2 separate regions of the Mus musculus genome follow, and region 2 is linked to region 1. The links are chromatin contacts, found by Hi-C or POLR2A ChIA-PET in ENCODE. All regions are on one chromosome and are shown on one strand. The core of a region is the stretch at or near the end of the contact, and the rest is flanking DNA. Distances in the headings are between cores, read along the strand shown.

What was found. A loop is a pair of places that touch in the nucleus more often than their neighbours do. ChIA-PET counts read pairs that join two places held with the same protein, here RNA polymerase II (POLR2A).
Region 2: a map of T-helper 17 cell shows a loop between it and region 1 (3-fold over the local background). The contact joins the enhancer-like site here to the promoter of Hmga1 in region 1. A Hi-C loop is called at or near these places in 2 of 37 maps with a recorded cell type or tissue (T-helper 17 cell and T-helper 2 cell). POLR2A ChIA-PET finds 5 or more read pairs at or near these places in 1 of 5 experiments (embryonic stem cell).

Annotation. Positions count from the first base shown.
Region 1 is chr17:27,553,213-27,560,655 of GRCm38, forward strand. Hmga1 (high mobility group AT-hook 1) reads left to right here and starts at 3,362. Exons shown (of 5, transcript NM_001025427.3): 1 at 3,362-3,499; 2 at 6,321-6,491. The coding sequence starts at 6,357.
Region 2 is chr17:27,823,723-27,831,165 of GRCm38, forward strand. No RefSeq gene overlaps it. Among named protein-coding and RNA genes, the nearest start is that of Ilrun, 6.9 kb to the left of the region's middle. Within about 2 kb of position 3,414, at least 1 of the 3 ENCODE cell types and tissues checked has a DNase peak (open chromatin) inside an H3K27ac peak, as active enhancers do.

The DNA of each region.
Region 1 (7,443 bases), core at 2,112-4,611:
AGCCACTGTCACCAACATGCTTGGGCACAAACAGGTAAGACTTTGGCTCTGTCAGGGAGGAAGTAGACCTGCTCCTTGGTCTTGGCACAATAAATAAAATAAAACATGTAATTTCTTATTTTTAGAAGGTCTTTTTTTTTTTTTTTAAATCCAATATTACAGTGGAAAGTACTTGCAGTATAGTGCAATCTGGCTGCGAAACTTGTGGCAATCCTTATGTCTCAGTGCACACACAATTGTCAACAATGGGTAACTTACACTTTTATCTCTCTTACATGTATGTGATGGGGGCAGGCACATGTAAACCTGTCAAGTCAACCTCTGGTTGCTTCTCCTTCTCCACCATCTGAGATTCCAGGATGAAACTCGGGCGATCAGGCTTAGCCACAAGCACCTTCACTGAGCTGGACCATCGCTAGAGCTTTTTTTGGTTTGTTTCAGGCAGGGTCTCACTAGGCTGTCCTGGAACTCAGTATGTAGACCGGGGGTGGGGGGGGGTGGGGGGGTGGGCTCAAACTCACAGAGATCCTCCTGGAGGCTGAAGGTAAAAGTGTGCCCCCATAACTCCCTTTATTTTTTGGGACAGGGTCTGTTACATGGCCTTGGCAGCATCCTACCACCATGCTCCCCCAACACTCCCCTTTTAAGACAGGGTCTCTCTACACAGTCCTAGCTGTCCTGGAACTCATAAAGCCTGTGTCCCTCTGCTGCCACACCTGTCCCTCAGTCCTTTGTTTATTGCAGTTTGAGTCCCAAAACTAGGTAGGGTCTTCTGTTCCAGGTGACCTCTTTTCAGTGTCCTGGTTTGGTTACCGAGTCAGATACACCCCATCCTTACATGGAAATTAGAGACACAGAACACCAGACAGTCCCTTGCTGTACCCTTCAGGGAACAACAGGTCTCAAACTAGGGGGAACTCTCCCTACCAATCCTTCCAAGCTTTAACGGGTGAGCTATTCTTAACAAAGTCTAACCTGCTAGCCTGGGACGCAGGTCATTGGATCCCTGACATTCCAGTTGGGATCTCTGAAGGTCAGTGCTTACCGGAGAAGGGCATGGAAGACAACTTAGATACAGGCCCAGAACTCACCCCCCACTTGCCTCCTGTACCGGACCCATCCACTCTCCAGTTGCAAGGAAGTCCTGTTCAGGCCACTAACCAGTGCTTCCTGCATCTCCTACTAGGTCTTTAGGTTCCTGCCCTAAGTCTAAGCTTAAAAGCACACAGGACTTTGTGTCACTCACTGTGCCCTAAGAACTTGGAAGTCAAAAACGGGTTTTCAACATCACCGCTGCCTCTTGTCTGGTCTTCTTTCATTACAGTCAGGAGGTTCGATAGAACTCCTTACCGTCCCCCCACCCCCCATCACTCTTAAGCTTAAATATCATTGCAGAAGGAGAGGAATGGGATACAGGGTGCGCAAGCCGAAGAGCACGGAGGTATCTGCATGGGGGTCAGTGGGCGGAACTGTTTGTTTCTGGAGTGGGCAAGGCAGGAGGGAGACAAACTATTGTGTTTGCCTACTTCTAGAGAGGGTCTTGGGTCGATTACAAAAACACAAGACACAAAACCGGCCGGTGAGCATATCAGGATGAAAAGAAGCAGAAAAATACGATCAAGCCAGTTTACTAGAAGTGGGCCAAGCAATTGGCGAAGCTTTCCGAAAGCCCATCCAGGAAGGAAGGGTATCCTTTTCTGGTACACACAGGTCAGAGGCAGTGTCCGCCCAGGGGCCACTACTACGTCGGAGGAAAAGGGCCCGCGGGGCCATTCCCAAACTCTCCCCCTTCAACACCACAGCAAGGGCCTAGTGGCCTAGGCTGCTGGCAATGACCTGTACCATGGGAGGATGTGGGCTGGCGTTGGTGGGAGTTGGCAGCTTGCTCAGCCACACCTCGCTACGAAGGTCCCCAGAGCTCGCAGCAACTTCGAGCCCCTCCAGCCAACTCGGCTCGCGGGGCACAAAGATGGAGGGCGCGGCGCGCTTCCACCCCGCCCCGCCCCCACGGCGGTTGCACACAAAGGGGCAGCCGCTCCTCCCCCAGACTGCCCCGGCGCCCTAGGCTCCCCTCCACCCGTTGGGAACGCCCCTCCATGACTTCCTCCTTCTCCAGGGGCACCCCTGGAACTGAGGGTCACCTGGACCTTGGTCCGGGACCCGCGGCCTGCCGTGGCCTCCCGCGCCTGACCGCTGCGCCCCACCCCCACCGAGCACGTGCTGCCCTGCGCCCAGGGCGCCATCCTACGGCCCGGGGGTGGGGGGTGGGGGGTAGCCGGGCCCGCCGCGCTCCCCACCCCCCACCGGAAACATTCCTGAGGCATTCCTGAAACTGGGAGGCCCGCCTCCCCAAGGCTCCCACCCCGCCTCCAGCCGGGCGCACGCTGGGCCCCCGCGTACCCTTCCACCGCCCGCGCGCCCCCCGAGGAGAGGGCTGACCGCGGAGGAAGGGGAACAGAGTTATGAGTCACAGTCGTGTGTCACTGGGCCCGAATTACGATTCCCTGCATCACGAGAGGTGTGGAAAGGCCGACTCGGGGAACCGAGGTGGGGAGGTGCGTCCAAGGGCCCGCGCCCGGCCTGCAGGGCGCGCCCCACCGCCCGCCATCTTCCCACTTAGGCTTCCTCCGGCCCAGCAACAAGTCTTTTGTTGACCCAGGCGCCCAGAGGCGGGAAACTCGAACCCCTGCCCTCAAGGGGCTTCCAGGCGCCCCTTGTCTTAAGTCGTAAGTCACGGGGGCGGGGAATCACACCAGAGGGACCTCGTGCTTCCTCAACACCAAGCAGCTGGCCACCCGTGGCTCCTCCCCGCGATGTCCCGGCGAGGCGGCCAATCGCTCGGCTCCTTTGAAGCCTGCACCTGGGTGGCGGCCGTTACTAGATTTAAACCGTTGGCGTTGGCCAAGTTTCACGTTTGGGTTTCACAAGACTTTGTTTTTTACGCGCCTGGAGGCCTCCGGAGACGCACACGCCGTCACCTGCTTGGTGGCAGAGGGGAATTAAGGAGAGGCCCTCGACATGGGCTGGGGGGGGGGGGCGGCGTCCGGGCCGCGAGAAGCTCCTTAGGGTACGCGTGGACGTCCGAGGGCACAGGCGTCAGCGCGCGCCTCCCCGCGAGGCCGGAGTCCACGGGGGGGCTCCTGTAGGTGTGTCCCCGGGTCCCCACTTAAACAGCAGGGCCGCCGTCACCGGTTCCTCCAACGCCAGGCTGCTCGGGAACTGTGAGAAACGAGGGCCGTCGGCGCGCGTGCCCGCGGAAACCGCGCGCACAGTGGCGAGCTACCCGCGCGCGGCGGCGGCAGCTGGCGGGCGGCCGCCCTTTTAAATCCCCGGGCTCATTTGCATGGCCCCGCCCCCCGGTGACACGGCTGGCGCGGGCGGGCCCGTCCCCCCTGCCCCTGGGTCGCTCTTTTTAAGCTCCCCTGAGCCGGGGCTGCGCTCCTCTAATTGGGACTCCGAGTCGGGGCTATTTCTGGTGTTGGCGCGGCTCCAAGAAGGCGTGAGTTCGCCGCCGCTCGGGTGGCTTCTTTTTTTCCTGTAGGTCTAGAATCTAATCACATTATTATTTATTGAGGCCGCGCACGGGCCGTGCCCAGCTTCCTGCCCCTCGCCATCCTCCAGGGGAGCGGGATCCGTCAGTGTTCCCTCGCCCCAGCTCGGATGTGACACACATCCCCGGCGGGGGCCCGGGCGGCGCGCACGCAGCGGTCTCAGCGCCTCTGCCCTCTCCCGGTTTCAGATCCGCATTTGCGACCGGCGGCGGTGGCGGCAGAGCCCAGGCCGGTGCCCTGAGCCCAGCCACGCCGCACCCGGCAGCCCCGAGCGCGCCCCGCCGGCGGCCTGCGGAGCTCGCGGTGAGTGTCCGCGGCGCGCCCGGGGGGCCTGCGGCGCGCGCTGCCCGCTTTATTCCCAGGCCCCGGGCTTGCGCGGGCCGCGGGAAAGGGGAGGCCGCACTGTGCTCGCAGGCGGCGGGGCCGGGGTGGGTGTCCGCGGGGCGCCGCGTCCTCCGGTCCCCAGGTTGAGGGTGCCCGGGTTGCGACCGTGGGGTGCGGAGACCCCGGGGAACGGCGCGCGGAGGGGGAGGGGGCGCGCGACTGCGACGAGCGCCGCTTGTGCACCCAGCGGCGCCCGTGCACCTCGCGCTCGGCGAGCCCGGCCTCAGGGAGGGGCGCGCGCTGCGCAGCGGCGGGAGGTGGGCGCGCGCCCCCCTCAGCCAGGGAAGTTCTAGAAGTGCGGGGGAGGGGCCCGGCGACCCGAGATTCCTCTCTGGCCTCTCCTCCGCCTTTCCCAGAGTAGTACTGTGCGTGGACGAGGCCGGATCGCGAGGGCCTGGGTTTCGGGGTTTCACCCCCCACCCCCACACACACCTTTGGCCCTGCCCCGCGCCTCTTCAACCTCCAGGGCCAGGCCTGCCCTCCGCCCCCACAAACTGGTTCCTCTGCTTTGCTGGGTTCTGTTAGAACTAGTCCCTTCGACTCCCCGTTTCTGCCCCCCCCCCCGCTTTGGTTTTCATGGAGAGAGGAAGGGGTTTTTTTCTTCCTGCGACTCGCACCAGGTTTCCTGCCCCCAAGGCGGGCTTGGGTGCCCCCTCTGGCAGGAAGTGGGGCCGGGCGCACCCGCGTGGCGGTGCATGTGGTCGGGGTGCGCCGTTTCCCGCGCCTAAAGGGCTCTGCGCCCCTCCCCCTCGTCCTAGCTCCTAGAAGCGCCGGCCTACAACCACCAGGCTGGGACGCCAGCGAAGGCATCCTCATTCTGGAGTAGAGGGCGCCTGGGTCTTAACCTGCTTCTCAGTAAACAAAGTGGCGGTCTGTAAGCATTCCGCAAGAACCTCCATTTTACCAAGTTGCTGTGTGACCTTGGGCTATTGAGGGGTCTTCTCTCTATATTTAAAGGGGGACCCTTTAAGACCCTTAACAATAGGCCTGCCGGGATGTTACTCCTCTGGTAGTTCTTGCATAGTTACTGAAACGTTGAGGAGCCACAGCGTGTGCACCCGTGTGAGAGACAGGCTGGAGGCCCAAGAGAGACACATGGGGCTTGGACTCCTAAATGTGACTTGGCCATGCCAGACCTCCCTGATGCTCAGAAACAGGTGGAAGAGGTGAGGTTTTCCTTGGCCTCGCTGGACAGAGACTCTAAGCTTAATTCAGTGGGGGCATTGGGGAGAGCAGGTGGTTTAGAGTCCCTAACGGCAAGAATTGGGGAGGCACCAGGTGGCAAAACAGTGTCCGGGAGACTGGCCAGGATCTCCAGGCAAGCTAGATGCATGCAAGGTCTTTGGGATTGGGGCAGGCTTTCCCCCAAGAGCCCCCTCTGAAGGGCCTCCAGCAGACCTCGGTGTGAGGTCAGTGCTCATTAGCTGATTAATTTTGATGTTTGGTTTGAAGGACACCTGTGGTGTAATGTAAGGTTCTAATCACAGCCTGTAATTAGAGAACAGACCAAGCCGCTAATGATGGGAGCTGGCCCAGCCACCCTGTTTAAAGGAGTCTCGAGTTTGAAATCTCGTAATAGAATAATGAGCAGAGTCCGCACCATCTGGGGTCTCTTGATGCTTGAGAATTAGGAAACCGTTAAGTGTTTTAGAAATCAAAAGTTTTCAAAATGTTTTCCTGTCGTTGGGTCAAAATTATCCCGTTGCCTCAAATCTGGAAAGAGGGTGGGGGTGGGGCAACTTGTTTGGTAAGAGCACTGCCCCGCGTACAGGATGGACCCTTGGTTAACTCCAGCCTGGTCCTCCACTGTGGCAGTGAGGTAGCTCTGCAGGTGCCATGGAGCCTGTACCTTCACTTCTGCCCTTGCTAAGGACAGCCTGGGCTGCTGCCCAAAGCTTCTCCTGGCCTCTTAAGTACGGGACACAGGGTCTTGTGGCTGTCTTCCAATAAACACAAACACACACACCACACGTGTGGTGCTGGACCTCAGTTAAAGGACTTCTTGCTACCCAGTCTTTTACTTGGAAGGGTCTATTGAGAATCTGCCCTTGCCCTAAGGTAGTTGCTAGCTATCAAAGCACAACTCCAGTTTCTCACGAAGACCCTCGGCTGCTCCCTCTGCACATGGCCACCCTCTATAGATCTTAAGGATCTTCATTTACTCTGGGTCTCAGGCTTGAGCTGCGGACTGGGACTTTCCCTTCTTATTTCAACCCCTAACTAAGGGACAAGGTAGCGAAAAGCCTCAACTTGCCCCAGGTCGCTCTGGGACTCTCTAGCCGGGTGACACCTCAAGGTCACCACCCTTGGGGTGTGTGTGGCAGGGGTAGCGGGTGGAGGGAACACCTGTGTAACTGCTATTTTGTCTCCGTGCATCTCCCCCAGACTCACTGTGTGCTGCCCCACACATAGAGAAGGAGAATGAGCGAGTCGGGCTCAAAGTCCAGCCAGCCCCTGGCCTCCAAGCAGGAAAAGGATGGGACTGAGAAGCGAGGCCGGGGCAGGCCACGCAAGCAGCCTCCGGTGAGTCCTGGGACGGCGCTGGTCGGGAGTCAGGTGGGTGTCTAAAGCTTTGCTCCTGTTTCCTTTCTTGGGCTGGGGGGGGGGGGCGGGGGTCAGAGCTGACTCTTTGCGCATGTGTATCCCTGTGTATGCTTACTGCCCAGAGGTGTCCAGCTCAGTGTCTAAGGTCACAGTGAAGGCAGCCATGTCTTAACATTCACCCAGAAAAGTGGGAGAATCAGAAAGACCAGACCCTATCTTAAAGAAAAAAATTTTTTTTTTTTTTTTAATTTTTTTGCCCTGGTCAGAACGGAGCCAACAGGCAGGCTTCGACTGGTGGTACACGGTTTTAAACAAATAATCAGACTCTTGTTCAGTTGCCTTCGGGGCTCTACATCTGGTCTTTCTGTTTCTGCACTTCCCTAAGTCAGGTGGCTGTGTAGATGTCTGCTTGCTTACCCACCTACTTAGGCCCTGGCTCTGTAGTAGACATTGAGGTTCTGGGGGTGGGGGGTGTCCCTGAACGCCTGGCCTGTCTGTCTTCACAATGGAGATGCCCACCCTCTCCCAAGTGAGGAGAGGCTGTTGGTGGCCCTGCGAAGGTGACGGAGTCTGTCCTCAGCAGGTTGTCTTGGCTGGGAAAATCTGATGGGTGATGGAACTTAGCCGATGTCTCCAGGTGGTGGTCATGGGAACAAGGTTCCTGCAGACCTGTGCCCTTGCCGTCTGGCCTCCTGGTTGTGGAGAGGGTTTTGGGTTTGGATGAAAGTTTGCGGTCCTGGCTCAGCTTGCTGGGTGCCTGGATTGATCAGGAGTGGGAAGCAACGCATTTTACTCAGGCCGCGAGAGGGATTTCCTATGCAAAGACAGGGGGCGGGGGGGGGGGGGGGGCGCTAGCAATCATGGCCCGGGCCAGACCACTGCTTTATGCTTGATTTATCTGACACTGCTAGCTAGGTGTTCCCCACCAGGTGAGATCCGCTACAGGGTGGGGCCTTTTGCAGAA
Region 2 (7,443 bases), core at 2,164-4,663, 270 kb after region 1:
GTTCTTTCTAAATTGGAGAGGTCAAGGTAGGAGATTAGTCAGCGACTCTGCCCTTGCTGGAAGCCAGAAAGAAATCCAAGTCTTGACTTCTGGCACTGTACTTCTGGCCTTAGTAAAGTTCTCAAAGTACTGTCAATCAAAGGAGACCTCTTGGAGGTTCTACTTATTATTACTTAACGTTCCTTTCTTAAAAGTCGCTTTTTCAAATTACTGGTTTACATTTTCCTTTAAAACCTGGTTATGGCCTAGTGTATGAAGGAAGGCACCTGCTGCCAAACCTGGATGAGCTGAGTGCATTCTCTGGATCCAAATGGAAGAACAGGAGATTGACTCCTGACATGTGTGTACACACATACACATGCACAGGCACACGCACGCACATGCACATGAACTCCTAACTAAATGTAAAAATAAAATTTATTTATATATTTGTTTTGAAGCAGAGTTTCACTATACAGCCCAGATTACCATCAAATTCTGATTCTCCTGCCTCAGCTTTTCAAGTGCTGGAATGATAAGTATGCACTACCCCCATACCTAGCCAGCCAAGAGCAAAATATATTCTTTGGAATGATTTAGGATTAGAGTCCAGAAATCTCCAGATTCAAGCAATCTCCGAAATGTGCTCTGAGCTTTTATTGACCAAGCCAGTTCAGTCAGTCAACAGGTTCTCCAGAGAGGGAGGAAGGATTAAAAAGAAAAAAAAAAGACAATTAGACAACATTGTAGCATGAGGCAAATTTAATTTTCCCAATCTGCTTTTTATACCATTTTAATTACATGCAAGTATTAAGGGCCAGTAGTACATTGAGCTTTTTAAATCACAAAGTCTTTGGAAATGGCAGTAATTACAATTGGTTGTGCAGAAGACAGGGACTGTGTAGGACAGGGACTGGGTGTGGTCTAAGTTTCCAGGAGGTTGTTTTTGGTTTGTTTTTGTTGTTTTTTGTTTTGGTTTTGTTTTTTTGCTTTTTGTTTTTTGTTTTTTTTTTTTTTTTGTTGTTTTTGTTTTTTGGTTTTTTTTTTGTTTTTTGAGACAGGGTTTCTCTGTATAGCCCTGGCAGTCCTGGAACTCACTTTGTAGACCAGGCTGGCCTCAAACTCAGAAATCTGCCTGCCTCTGCCTCCTGAGTGCTGGGATCAAAGGCGTGAGCCACCACACCCGGCCTCCAGGAGGTTTGAGGAACAAGTCCATGGTACAGGAGCTATTCAGAGGCTAGTGATGTTTGAAAGTCAGTCTGCACACAGTGTGTGTGTGTGTGTATGTGTGTATACATTATGAGTACAGGTATTTGCAGAGTTCATAAGCAACTATTACAGGCAATTCTTAACTACCTGACATGGGCCCTGGGGACTGCCCTCTGGTCCTCTGCCTGAATAGAGGAAGTTAGAGCTCACAGGATATGGGGCTGCTTCAGATTGCCCACAGCCACTGGCTACTGACTAGGATTTGCTTCATGCAGGGGGTGTGGTTTTGTCAGCTGAAGAGAGTTTTTTTGCGATTGTGTGACATTTGGAATTCTGGAGACTTTTGAGAGCATATATAAATGCTAGGGCCCCAGAAGCAGGGTTGTTGTTGTTGGTGTGTTATGGAATACAATGTGGAGAGGGGGTACCCACGACAAGGTGTGCCCCTGAGTAAGTAAGCCACACCTACTGTGAACGAGGGTTATTAGAGGAGGGGGGAGGAGGGGACAAGGGAAAGAGATGGAGGCAGACAAGTGCACAGCTAGACAGACAAATGGGAGCAGGATGGGAGAAGGAAGTGTACCCACAGAGAACAGGTAAAGGGGACACTGGGGACAAAGAGCGAGCAAGCTGCTGAGAAAAAAGTGGGTTTTATATGCAGCACACATATGTCACACCTGGGGCAGTGGCAGGTCAGGACATAAGCAACTGCTAGGTCCCTGAGAGCAGGCAGGAGGAATTGCCTGTACACTAACGGTGAAAATCAAACTTGCCCCAAGGAACTGTTAGATCGACTTCCCTGATCAGCAGGAAGTAGTCTGATGATAATGCCCGCCCACTTTCAGGGATCTCTCTCCTTTCCCCTCTCTCCTTTCTTCTCTCTTATCTAGTGTTTGGGGTTTGAAATGGTGGATGAAAGAAGAACCCACAAAGTAGCAAAGACACCTATAACCCTGTCTTTTTTGGTTTTTGGTTTTTGACACAGGGTTTCTCTGTGTAGCCCTGGCTGTCCTGGAACTCACTCTGTAGACCAGGCTGGCCTGGAACTCAGAATTCCGCCTGCCTCTGCCCCTCAAGTGCTGGGATTAAAGGCATGCATCACCATTGCCTGGCACTACAACCTTGCCTTAGTAACCTTCTGCTAGGAGACTCTTCTTGTACAAATTGTAGAGAGTCATCATTTCCGAGAATAAGAGGTGGAAGTGGGAGGTTGGGCATGTATCTGCTTGGGGGTGGGCGTGGCACGGGAGGTTGGGCATGTATCTGCTTAGGGGGGTGGGCGTGGTGTGGGAGGTTGGACATGTATCTGCTTGGGGGTGGGCGTGGCACGGGAGGTTGGGCATGTATCTGTTTAGGGGGGTGGGCGTGGCAAGGGAGGTTGGGCATGTATCCGCTTCTGGTTTGTACTTTCCTCCCCTCCCTTCTGCCTTCTCCAGCTTTCAGTCTCGATTCTGCTCTATCATGTGAGTTTGTAGAACTAGCTGGTCTCAACTGTGGGGTGTCACCACCTTGTGTTAGAAAAAGGAGATCTCGGGTCCAGGAAAGCACGCGAATCTCGAATCTCCCTTCAGATTTTTTCCTCTTTATAGGAGAGGAACCTCATAACCATGGTGGGCAGGGCACGGGCGTGGCCTAGAGGAGGGAGAGCATCTGAGAAACAGCATCATTACAGAGATGCTATAAGGTTGTCTTAGGAATCGCTGGCTTCTCTTTAAAACCTGAGGAGGGGCCTTGAGAGATGGCTCATTGGTTACGAGCACTCAGTGCCTTTCCGAAGGTCCTGAGTCCAATGCCCAGCACCCACATGGCAGTTCACTATGGTCTGATGCCATCCCTGGTGTGCAGTGTACATGAAGACAAAACACTGATATACATAAAATATATATAAATAAAGACTGGGGATGAACCCGCTCTGCGGGCTCAACTTTAATCCCGACACTTTGGGAGGCAGAGGCTGAGAGTTCTAAACTAGCCAGGACCACAGGAGACCCCGTCTTCAGACAAACAAAACACGTAGAGGAACCTCACTAAGAGAGAAAGCTTAAAAGAAAGGAGATGGCCACTTGGCGGAAGGGAGGGGTGGGAAGGGGAGGGGTAGGGAAGGGAGGGGAGGGGAAGTGAGGGGAGGGGGGGGTGAAGAGGCTCCAGAGACAGCTTTCAAGGAAATCTCCTGATCAATGGGAAGCGTCTGACCTGGACTTTTATATACTTTCTGAGCACGTTAGGGAGTTCCCCACCAAGTGATGTGCCGCGGAGGAGCCATGTAGCGGGCAGGATGACACACTAGAGACTGTAAAAAACACACAGCTGGTCAACAGAGTTCCTTAACTCAGTCTGGGAGGGAGCAACGGGGACGGGTGGGAGTGGCCTGATGACTTCAGTCTGAAATCTGACTCCTATGATAGTGCCCTTTGTTTTTTTATTTAATGTTTCAAATAAGAGATTTATGCAAATCAGTTCAACAGGGAGGTAGTTTCTTCCTATACTAAGTACATTCTGCAGTAACTTGTAATGTGGATCCTATTTTGGGTGATTTGATATGTTGGAGACACGTTCAGTACTAAATTAAAACCGATTTTTTTTTCTCCATCTAAATAAAAAAAATTGTGTTCATAATTTCTACTTCCCATCCCTTCCTCTGAAGTTTAGTTTAGTCTAAGCCCTTCGTCCTTTTTCATTAGCTGTTGCCATGTACACATATGTACATGTATACTTATATATTCCTAAGTACAATCTAGCCTGTGTACTCGTGCGTATGACTTGGTGTTGTGCTTCTCCCAGGGGAGATCGCTTCTGCTAGGAGTCCCTTGCCTTTATTCTTTGTGTAGGGCTGGGGCCTTGTGGGCTTTCGGGCATCCTGTTAGCATGACAATTGTCCTTGTTGGGCTCCTGTGCAGGCAGCCATGTTGCTGAGACTTTATTGCTATGGCTTCTGACGTTCCTAGGAGAAACAGTCTCACAACAAACTCTCTGTTCTTCTGGCTTTAAACAATCTTTCTGGCTCCTCTTTCATAGTATCCCGGAACCTTTGGGCCACCATGCCTGGCTAATAAGACACTCTTGTTTAGTTTTTGAGACAGGGTCTATGTGGTCCTGGCTATTCTGTGATGACACTTTAATATTGATGACAATATGACACTCTTGATTTCAATTTTTTCCTTCTTTTTTTTTTTTTTTTGGAGACACCGTTTTTCTGTGTAATTGTTCTGGCACTCACTCTGTAGACCAGGCTGGCCTCTGATGCAGAGATCTACCTGCCTCTGCCTCCTGAGTGCTGGGTGGGATTAAAGGTCTGTGTATTTATTGTCCTGTCAGGTTGTATTGGGTGGAAATCAAAGCCCTGAGGGGAGAACTGCAGCCTCCCTATCCCTCTCTGCCAGGCCACTCTAGATGTGCACCCTACTTACTTTAAAAATATATATATATATAAGTATCCTTTATTTGCCTGATGAAATTGTTATCTCTAAGGCTTACTGCCTCCATCTGCTAACCTAGGTCTAGTCCTGGAAGCTTCTAACCTCTGTACAATCCAATCTAGACCTAGAATGTTTTCAGCCTGAGACTTATTGATTGATTGTTTCTTTTGTTTGTTTGTTTGTTTCTTTTTTTTAATTTAAAAAAAATTTTTTTAATTGCCTCTGAGACTTACTGTTGAATAAGCTCACCCTTTCTTCTTCTGAGCTCTGGCTGACTGATTCAACTCAGGTGTTCTGGTTGAAACTCCTCTCCAAGCTGACTGATTCAATTCTCTTCCTCTCTCCCTCCCTGACCCCCACTCCCCCTTCTCCTGAATTACTCTGCCTGCCCTCGTCCTAACTCTGGCAATCTGTTCTAATCTTCTGGCTCCTTCTCATTGTGAGGCGCCTTCTTTTTTCCACCCTGTCTCTGTAAAACTATCCCAGTAAAACTGCCTTATCCTTCTCTCCCTCTCTGTCTGCACCGCTCTCTTAAATGGCTTCCTTTTCCTCTCTACTTGTGAGAGTTGGGCAGATCCTATTTTGTCAAATCTTTCTCTGATTTGTCACTTTGTCTGCCACTCAGCTAGACATCACTCTCAAACATGCATGCTTCCTTCTATGAATTTTACCTTCATGGTTTGGGATTAAAGGTGTGTGCTAAGGGTGTGTCCATATTCAAGCCAGAGGGATTAAAGGTTTGTGCCTCATCATAACACTCTGTGAGTACACAGTGTGATCAAATATCTTGCAACAAAAAAATAACCCTGGGTATGTGAAACTTCCCTGGCTTTCATAACTCCAGGGGGTACTAGAAGTATATACTCCCTTGGGAATTATGCTATTAAGGGGACCTGCTTAAGGTCCTTCTGGACAGACAGGGTTTGAGGCAGGGTTTCCTGGGACCTAGCAGATAGCAGCAGAAAAGGATCCACAGAGATCACTGGGGTGAGGGTGAAGTGAATCAGGACCAGGAGTTGAGACAGATATAATAAGCTCTAGAGTCCAAGAGCTCAGGGTCCGTCAACAGATGCAGCAGAGCCGAGCAGAGTCTGACATGGGCTGAGCAGAGGCACAGGCAGCTTAGACTCCCGTCTGACAGAGAAGGGACTTCTGAACGAGGCCACATGATGTGAGCCACTAAGGCAGAGGCTTGAAGCTCAGGATCCAGGGACTTCTCACTCAGAGAACTAGGAGCTGTGTTTGTCTCTGCAGGGGTGGGGTCACATAGGGAAGGTCGGAGTTCTGCTGGGTGGCGGCGGCGGCACATGCCTTTAATCTTAGCATACAGTAGTGGGGAAGTCTTCTGTGGCTCTGCAAATGCGGTGCAGTGGTCGAGGGCTGGCCTAGCACGCACAGGTCCTTGGGCCCAGTCCCTGGCACCACTAAAGAACAGGCTTCAGTAGACGCTGTTTGTAGTTCAAGTTGATTCCCAACTTGATTTATAATCTGTGCCTTGTGTCTTATTGTGTTCCCAAACTTGGTAGTTCATCAAACCAAGAGAACTTGAATGTTACATTTAGACAACAACATACTACAAATTATATATGAAGTCGTTGTGTTTTGTTTGGGGGATACATGAGTATATACTCATGCAGAGGTCGAGAAGAATATTGGGCTACTTCCTCAGTTGCTCTCTGCCTTACTTTTACTTTATTGGCTGGGTATGATGGGTATGATGGTGCACGCCTTTACCCCCCAGCACTCAGGAGTCGGAGACAGGTGGATCTGAGTGTGAGGCCAGCCTGGTCTACAGGAGAGCCAAGCCTGTTACACAGAGAAACCCCCTCTCTTTCTATGTGTATAGTTTTTATGTGCATAGGTATTTTACCTGTACATATTTATGTATACCCCATGCATCCTGCGTGCCTTATCTTCCTGCCTGCCTTATCTTTTTTTTTTTTTTTTGGTTTTTGTTTCCAGACAGGGTTTCTCTGTGTATCCCTGGCTGTCCTGGAACTCACTCGGTAGACCAGGCTGGCCTCAAACTCAGAAATCCGCCTGCCTCTGCCTCCCAAGTGCTGGGATTAAAGGCGTGCGCCACCACGCCCGGCCAAAGCAGATCTTTGAAACAGGCAGACACACCTTTAATCCAGCTCTTTTTTTGTTTTGTTTTTTGAAGATTTATTTATTATTATATCTAAGTATCTAAGTACACTGTTGCAGTCTTCAGACACGCCAGAAGAGGGCGCCAGATCTCATTACCGGTGGTTGTGAGCCACCATGTGGTTGCTGGGATTTGAACTCAGGACCTTCGGAAGAGCAGTCAGTACTCCTACCTGCTGAGCCATCTCGCCAGCCCTAATTTAGTTCTTTTAAGACAGGAAGACCCACCTCTAATCTGGGCCACACCTCCTGCTGAAAGCATATTTAAGGAAGGTGGAAAAAGAAAGCCTAGCTGTTTGCCTGCTTGTTCTTGCCTTAGCTAGCAGGTCCATTCCTTCACTGGTATTCCAGCCTACTTCTTCAGGATTCCAGTGTGTACCTAAGACTGGCAGAGACATCCAGCCTCATGAACTGACAAGTTCTCAATTGTTGGAGCCATTTTTTAAATTTTTTTATTTTTTTAAAGATTTATTTATTTATTATATGTAAGTACACTGTAGCTGTCTTCAAACCCTCCAGAAGAGGGAGTCAGATCTCGTGACGGATGGTTGTGAGCCACCATGTGGGTGCTGGGATTTGAACTCCGGATCTTCAGAAGAGCAGTCGGGTGCTCTTACCCACTGAGCCATCTCACCAGCCCGCCATTTTTTAAAATTTATTTATTTTATTTATATGAGTACACTGTAGCACTGTA